2 separate regions of the Homo sapiens genome follow, and region 2 is linked to region 1. A link is a contact called in ENCODE Hi-C or POLR2A ChIA-PET data. All regions are on one chromosome and are shown on one strand. The core of a region is the stretch at or near the end of the contact, and the rest is flanking DNA. Distances in the headings are between cores, read along the strand shown.

Evidence for each region. Hi-C counts contacts between places; a loop is a spot of excess contacts on that map. ChIA-PET counts read pairs that join two places held with the same protein, here RNA polymerase II (POLR2A). Pooled maps may share reads with other maps.
Region 2: a loop to region 1 is called in a map with no recorded cell type, with 17 times the contacts of the local background. The contact joins two enhancer-like sites. A Hi-C loop is called at or near these places in 3 of 168 maps with a recorded cell type or tissue (B cell, GM12878 and lower lobe of right lung), 26 of 37 single-sample maps with no recorded cell type and 13 of 50 pooled maps. POLR2A ChIA-PET finds 5 or more read pairs at or near these places in 4 of 52 experiments (GM12878, activated B cell, activated CD4-positive, alpha-beta memory T cell and 1 more).

The regions. Positions count from the first base shown.
Region 1 is chr6:150,621,189-150,625,518 of GRCh38, forward strand. The region is part of intron 1 of PLEKHG1 (pleckstrin homology and RhoGEF domain containing G1); the gene reads left to right. Among named protein-coding and RNA genes, the nearest start is that of PLEKHG1, 23 kb to the left of the region's middle. RefSeq lists an enhancer at 1,490-2,519. Within about 2 kb of position 2,068, at least 2 of the 41 ENCODE cell types and tissues checked have a DNase peak (open chromatin) inside an H3K27ac peak, as active enhancers do; they include B cell, where a contact is called at or near this core.
Region 2 is chr6:150,812,130-150,815,933 of GRCh38, forward strand. All of the region lies in intron 11 of PLEKHG1 (pleckstrin homology and RhoGEF domain containing G1), which reads left to right. Among named protein-coding and RNA genes, the nearest start is that of MTHFD1L, 52 kb to the right of the region's middle. RefSeq lists enhancers at 1,231-1,330, 1,571-1,720. Within about 2 kb of position 1,327, at least 11 of the 41 ENCODE cell types and tissues checked have a DNase peak (open chromatin) inside an H3K27ac peak, as active enhancers do; they include B cell, where a contact is called at or near this core.

The DNA of each region.
Region 1 (4,330 bases), core at 818-3,317:
AGGAATGATGGTTGGTGAGGGTCCAGCATTTGTGCAAGAAGGCCGTGTTCCAGAGTGTCAGACTCTGGGGCTGTTGCTTTGCTAGGAGATAATAAAAGTCACAACCTCTCTGAATATCAGCTTCCCTTTTTGACACATGGGTTCCTATTAGTTTTACCACCTCAGGGGCTTTTGTGGCACAAATCAATTTTTTTTTTTTTTTTTGAGATGGAGTCTCACTCTGTTGCCCAGGCTGGAATACAGTGGCACAATCTCGGCTCACTGCAACCTCCACCTCCTGGGTTCAGGCGGTTCTCCTGCCTCAGCTTCCCGAGTAGCTGGAATTACAGGCCTATGCCACCACACCCAGCTAATTTTTCTATTTTTAGTAGAGTCGGGGTTTCACCATGTTGGCCAGGCTAGTCTTGAACTCCTGACCTCAAGTGATCCTCCAGCCTTAGCCTCCCAAAGTGCTAGGATTACAGGTGTGAGCCACCATGCCTGGCTGGCACAAATCACTTTAAACACTATAAGCCCGCAATTTGAAAACTGGGAAATACTAAATGAGTGTAGATGATGTTATTGAGCAATAACACGGACCATTAGTGACCTATTTGAATATATGGTTATGAGTGCTGTCCAAATGTACATCTGTCATCATTTGTGCTACACATCTTGTTCTGTTTACTTCGATGTCTGTTTTCTGCTAAGGTAACATCTTATGACTTGAACACGTTACAGTTCATTACCTGGTCTTACCGTGTTGCGTCCAGAACTGTTGTGTGAGTTGCAGTTAACCTTGAGCTGTAGGTAAGAGATGCACATTTGAATCCAACTCATATTTGAGGCTCTGATTCCCTTACTTCTCCCTAATACCATTTCCTCCTCCGAGAGCTCTGTCCACACCTGGGGTCAGCTTGGTTGTGCCAGCCAACACTTTGTGTTATATCAGACGGAAGGGAGCAGAGAGCTGAATGAGCCTATCATGCTGTGGGGTCTCAGATGTATATAATTTTGTTAAGTGAATGAATCTCAATAAAAGCCAACATGTTATATGGGCACTCTTCTACATGCTGTGGTGAGGGGTAATTTTGGCCCAAAGGTAAAGAATAATAAATTAGTATGTTATACTACTTTCAGTAACAAAGAGGCAACATTCCCAGCCTTAATTTTTTTTTAAATTTGCAAAAATCAAAATGACTAGAGACACCAGGCTGTGTTTTAGTGTGTGGGCAGCTTGGTGGGTCACCCATCCTGTGCCTGTACCCCATTCCCCATGGGTACTCTTTTGGTGCCAGAGCTTCCCAGGCAGCATAGAGCCACCTCCGGAATTCTCCCCACCCTACCACTGTTCTGAGTTAGGTTACTGGGATGAACCCCAGAGCCCACCCTTCAGTAATAAGACAATACTCAGATGCCATTTCCACCCCTCACCAGCCTCCCCCTCCCAGTGTAGACAGAATTAGTAGGAACCTCTGACGGATCCCCTAATCACCTCCAACAGGTTTTGTTCAAGGACAAGTTACTTCTACAGGATGTGTTCCTCTAGGCATCCTCTGCCCTAGGTTCATTTCGTTGTGTTGATGGTGTTTTGCCACTGCAGGAGATTGGACAATTTTTCTATAAGTTGAAATTTAAAATCAGCAAATGTTTCTCTCAAGATCTCCTGAGTTCGTAATACCATGTAAGACCCTTTTAGAAGATAGAAAAACAAAGAGGGAGTTTTGTAGTGGCATCCCCCCTCTCAGGGAAAAAGACTTGGTCAACTGCATTGTTTGAGCCAGTCTATTAGAGAAGAGGGGAGGCGGCACTTCCTTTTGTGTCCAATAGATATGGGTTCTTAATGAGCATCTTTTTTTTTTTTTTCTCTGTAGGAAATGAGCGCAGAAGCTTGTTGAGGCCACTTCTGCTTCTGTTGTTTGTGTTAAGTATCCTGTATGTCAATGACACATTCTTGAGGTTTCACTTCTCCCTACCCCAGGCCTCACTTGAATATAATTCATCAAATGACACTGAAATCACATCTGATGTTATCATTGCCTTCAACCACACAGGTGCAGCCAGAAAGAGGAAAACAGATGGGAAGTCTTGTTTCATTTCATTTTGCAAGTTAAATAACCTTGGGGAAAAACACTTGACCTGGTTTTGTGAGAGCTTGGCTGTTGGGTTCTTCAGTAGTGTTTTATGAGAAGGTAGCACCTGCGTCCTCCATCAGCACCCTTTTAACGGGCAAGCACATCACGCAAATAACAAATGTCGCATGCCTTTTATGTGTCAGGCGGCCTGTAATGATCAGATGATGAGGCAGGTCAACTGGCATTCTCTGTAGTTTTCCAGTGGGAACTCCAGGTCTCAAACTCACGTATCTATTAAGTAGTAGAAGCAGAACTAGAAATTAGTTCTCTTCCCTTCTAATCCAGTGTTCAGCCCTTGCGCGTACTGCAAACGGACAGCAGAGTTGGCCTCAGGCCCCCCACGTGTGCACTGTACAATTGTGGTGCTCTTTTTCAGCCTATTCACGAGGTTTGTGTTTGGATCGCATGGCCTTGCCACTGCCTCTGTCTTCACCCAGCCAGACCCACACGTTTGTCATGTGCCTCTCTGAGCATCCGAGGCTGCAGCGACCTGTTTACCGTGCTGCCCTGTGGTATTGGGCTTTTGGAGGTCACTGTGCATGTGTATGTATGATGAAGTTTTATATCAACCTAAAAACACCTACTCAAGGAGGAAAACAGAATCTTCAATGTGTCTTAAATCTCCAGTTAAGCTGTGCACAGTGGTTACAGAATGTCACAGCAGTTGAGCTGGATGCAGTAATAACGCCTTATCAGATTAATGTATTAGATTATAGGTTTCTTAAGCTTCTGGAACCATAGCGATGGCTAATTGAAAAGGATCATCTATGTTAGGCACAATCCTCATGTAAGATCCTGCAGTGACTACATGGTGCTGTAGAATTTATTACACATTTCTCATTCTGAGCCTCATCCCTGAATAAGACCCTAACCTCCTGTTCCAGGTCTTTCTCCCAATACTGACCTATTCAAAGCCCTGTGCTCCAGGCAGTCTGGAGGTGCCTGGGCCTTGGGGGTGCTGCTGCCTTCGCTCAGGGGCCCTCACACCCTGCCTATCTCTGCTTCTTGTCTCCAGGATCCTCCCCTCCCCAACAAGGGACTCCCATTGCAGGCAACCTTGCCTCTCCCTCCCACATCCTCAACACTCGAGCCCCATGAGTAAAGGACTCTTACTCTTCATGAGTAAAGGAGGTCTTCCGTCCTATGGAGCACCTAGCAATGTGACTGCTATAGGACAGCCTCTTAAGAAATTCAGCCAGGACGATTTTACTTTGCAAAGTACAGTAGGGTGATGATTATCATCGTGATGGCTCCTGGAGGCATAGCCATCAGTTCTTCATCCTTACTTCCAACAGAAACCTGTGGATTTCTGTTTGGATTAAGGAATGAGAGGGACATTTGCTGAAAACTTTCTATGCACCAACACTTTCATAGAATTTTTTTTTTCTCAGTTGTCACCACAGTCGGCCTCACTTCAACAACAGCAGGCAGTGTTGGCTGGTGTCTCTGATGAGGAAAGTGAAGCCTAGAAATAAGGAATTCACTTCAAAGGCACCTTGTACGAATTTCATACTTGAAATCCAGTTTGGCTGAAATAAAAGCCTGTGATTTTTTTCATAACAACTAAGTATAATGGATAAAATTTGGTTAATTAAAGATTTTTTTAGGCCAGGCGTGGTGGCTCACTTCTGTAATCCCAACACTTTGGGAGGCCAAGGCAGGCAGATCACTTGAGGTCAGAAGTTTGAGATCAGCCTGGCCAACATGGCAAAACCCCGTCTCTATTAAAAATATGAAAATTAGCCAGACTAAAATTGCCTGAACCCAGGAGGCGGAGGTTGCAGTGAGCCAAGATCGTGCCACTGCACTCCAGCCTGAGCTACAGAGTGAGACTCCATCTCAAAAAAAAAAAATGGATTTTTTAAAAACTATAAAATAAGTTTAGAAGAGTATATTTATTTGCTAGGTCTACCATAACAAAGTACCATTGCCTGGGTGGCTTCAATGACAGAAATATATTTTCTCACAGTTCTGGAGGCTGGAATTCCAAGATGAAGGTGTTAGCAGGGTTGTTTCTTCGCAGGGTTGTTTCTTCTGAGGCCTCCTTTGCTTGCAGATACTGTCTTCTCCCTGTGTCGTTACATGGTGGTCCCTCTGTGTGTGTCTGTGTCCTGATCTCCTCTTAGTATGGGAACACCAGTCATAATGGATTAGGGCTCATCCTAAGGACCTCATTTTACCTTAATCATCTCTCTCTTTTTTTTTAAGTGACAGAG
Region 2 (3,804 bases), core at 77-2,576, 190 kb after region 1:
GATGGGAGTGAGAGAGAGGAGCCCTCTGCTCTCACTGGCACCCGTGCTGCTGGGCAGGGTCAGCCACAGGTGGAAATTCAGGTCTTGGAAGCTAAGGATCAGGAGACTCTTGCTAGAGGCAGTAATTGAAGCCCTAAGGTTTAATAAGATGGCCCACAAAAATGTGCAAAGGAAAGATGAACCCTTGGGAATCCCAACATCTAAGTGATCAGCAAGCGGGTGGGGGGATTTGGAGAACAGCCAAAGAAAGATTGAAAGAGTAGCAGAGGAGGCAGGGAGGATGTCTGAGGAGAAGGCACTGCGCTAACAAGGAAAAAGCACATCTCAGAGATGGGGGAGACACAGTCTCAAAGGCTGCCGAGGTCAAGGAGATTTAAACAGAAAAGCAGATTTTATATTTGGCAACTAAGAGAAAAGGGAGAGATCACAGTGGGTTGCAGAAAAAGGGGGATTAAGAAGGAACGGAATGGGTATAGACTTTTTTATATGTAAAGTTCACAAAAGGAAGAAAAAATGATAGTTTGGAGAGAAAGGCAAGAGCAAAGCAAGACTTCTCGTCTGGCTCGAATGCCGAGTCCATGAGCAGATGGCAGGGAAGGAGGAGGAAGGTGGGAGAGGAGACAGTGGCTCACTTCTTGTTGGAACGGGGCCTGGGGAGGTGGGAAGGAAGAGGATGGGACACACAGGAATAGGGGCTCATCTTGGAAAGGGCTGGAAGCATCTCTCTGAACCAAGGGAGAAAAAGATGAAAGACAGAGGAACTTTGAGGTGGACTTGGGGGAAGACAAAGGGTTCGATTTCACTCGTGCAGATAATAAAGTCATCTGCTGAGTGAGTGAAGCAGAGAGCAGGGGTGTCTGAGGGAAAGTGGAAAGGATCAGAAGAACACTTGCTGGCCGGGCGCGGTGGCTCACACCTGTAATCCCAGCACTTTGGGAGGCGGAGGCGGGCAGATCACGAGGTCAGGAGATCAAGACCATCCTGGCTAACACGGTGAAACCCCATCTCTACTAAAAATACAAAAAATTAGCTAGGCGTGGTGGCGGGTGCCTGTAGTCCCAGCTACGCGGGAGGCTGAGGCAGGAGAATGGCGTGAACCCGGGAGGCGGAGCTTGCATTGAGCCGAGATCACGCCACTGCACTACGGCCTGGGCGACAGAGTGAGACTCTGTCTCAAAAAAAAAAAAAAACAAAATGGACCAGTCACTAGAGATGACTAGAATAGCCTGTGAAAGACATCAAAGACCCAACTGAGGCTGGCCCCCATGAATCAGTGTGATGACGTCATTTCAAAATCTGCTCAGCAGCTTGGAAACTACTGGTGAAAACCGTGGTGTGTGTGGGTTCCTCCAGGTTGGGAACCGGCAGAGCTGGTAGGGGAAGGTTCCCAGGGCGGGGGTGGGGAGGGTGCCAGTGAGCACGCAGTTGCAGTAATTGGGCATGACATTAGGCTGAGTGAAGAGGAAAACCAGCTGGCGACAGAGGCGTGGGGTGAGGGACTGCAGTATTGTCATAAAGCCCGGTTCAGCAGGACTTAATGTGAGAGAGAAGGAAATACCCTAATCTGTAATTGAAGAAGGGACTTTTGGAGTCCTGCCTTAGAGGTGGGACGGTTTTGAGTGTGATCAGGTTCTGGAGGTGGCTCTGATTCTGTGCTGCTGCTCTGGAGTGGAGGAAAAGGTCATTAGAAAGTGGTCAAGGAACTAGGGTGGTGGGTGGATTATTCACATGGATGGTGAAACAGTCCAAGTTGGGGCTGGGAGGAGTGAGGTGGAGCAGACAATGGGATGATGATCATGAAAATTGAACTGGGTGGAAAATAAGGGCTGAGATTTCTGAGAAAGGGGACAGTCTGTTTTGTTCTCTGTATATTTTGACAAGCATTTGAAGCTTGTTCTCAGGACTGCCAGCAATGATTTGGTCCTCAGGAAATGAATGTGCATAGGTGTGGACTTGGACCTAAGCATGAGTTTTCATTTCGTCAGGGTGTTATGAGATGAAAGGGAGCTCATGCAGAGAGGGGACTGCATTTTCTTTATGATTAGTCATTTTGTTGCTGGCCTGGTGCCTTAGAATGCCCTTCTGAGCAATGGCAGAGTATCTTTGATGGGCCCCACCCATTGTTTACCTGTCTGCTGGGAAAATCAAAATTGCTAACAAGATTCTGAAAGGCAGTTACAAAATGAGACCCCCTTACATACCTGTCTTTCTCCCACGCTAGGCGTGTGTGCCTCAGGAAGTTCCCTTTAAGTATTCAAATGGTTAATATAGTCAATATAACATCGTACTTTCTCCCCAAGTTGTCGATCCTTTCTATCTAAAAACATCTTTTCAGTTACAACTTATTGAGCATACACACTGTGCTGAGTACTTTATATTCTTATTTCACCCTCACCAAAATATGTTATGAGGTAGTTCTTATTCTTCCCATTCTAGAAAAAATAAAAACAGAGGCTGAGAGACATTAAATAAACTGCCCAAGTTTATATAACTAGTACATGACCAAGCCTGGATTGGTCTATCTGGCTCCAAAGAGCATCCTAACCACATTATTCCCACTGGCAATAAAAACACCTTTTTTTGTTTTGTTTTGTTTTGAAACAGCGTCTCACTCTGTCACCCAGGCTGGAGTGCAGTGGTGCAATCTCCATACAAGAAAAAGCACACTGCCACCTCCACCTTCTGGGTTCAAGTATTCTTGTGCCTCAGCCACCCGAGTAGCTGGGACTACAGGCGCACACCACCACACCTGGCTAATTTTTGTATTTTTAGTAGAGATGAGGTTTCACCATGTTGGCCAGGCTGGTCTCGAACTCCCGGCCTCAAGTGATCCACCTGCCTCAGCCTCTCCCAAAGTGCTAGGATTACAGGCACAAGCCACCACACCCAGCCTCAAACACGCTTGTCTAATATACTTTATTCACTATAATGTAATCATAATTTTCTATTTAAGCAGGATTATCATTAAAGTGAACTTTCCACATCTTTCCTCGAGATTATTTCTTATTTTCCTAAAGTTTTCAAAATGTATTTCTATTATTTCTGTGAAATGAATGCATAGTGGGAAATTTTAAACATCAAGAAATGTATCACCAGTCTAATAATGTCAACACAGCTGTGGGAAACTCATTAGTTACAGCCTCCCAGCTGCCTTCCGTTCTTTTAATTCAATGATGGTCCTTGGCTGACACCTAGTGGAAATCCTGGAAACAGTACTTTAAAAATTAAATGTCCAGACAAAAAAAAATTCTTGAAGTCAGCTTTACAGATACCAGGGAACTTCTTGGAAATAGCCATATTGCCCATTAGTATATGTGGTAAATAAATTTAACTCTTCTCCAAATTAATTGAAAATAAAGGTGAAGGTATTTTGCATTTTATATATTAGTATGTTTCTGTAATTGCACTTCCCAGAGAGAGACTGAGCTAACATTTGTGTTTGCAAGTAATTTCAACTCATAATCTCAAACTCTGAATGTATGAGAGAGATAGCTATCAGGTTACAAAAATTGAAGCATTTGTTTTCTCTAAGGTGACTGTGTTGAGGCTCCCCCAAGCCCCACACTTTTTCACTAAACGTGATCGCCACTTAGCCGAAATATTTGTACTGGGATATCACAGATGGTAGCAAAATAGAGTAAAATTATTTTAAAAGTTATTTTTAGCATAGTGTTTTGTAGGTTAAATTATACTACCCTTAAAAAATGAAAATAACTTTAAAGAGGCAAGAAAGGCTACAATCCCCTAGGACAGTGGTCTTCAACCTTTTGGGCACCAGGGATTGGTTTTGTGGAAGATAATTTT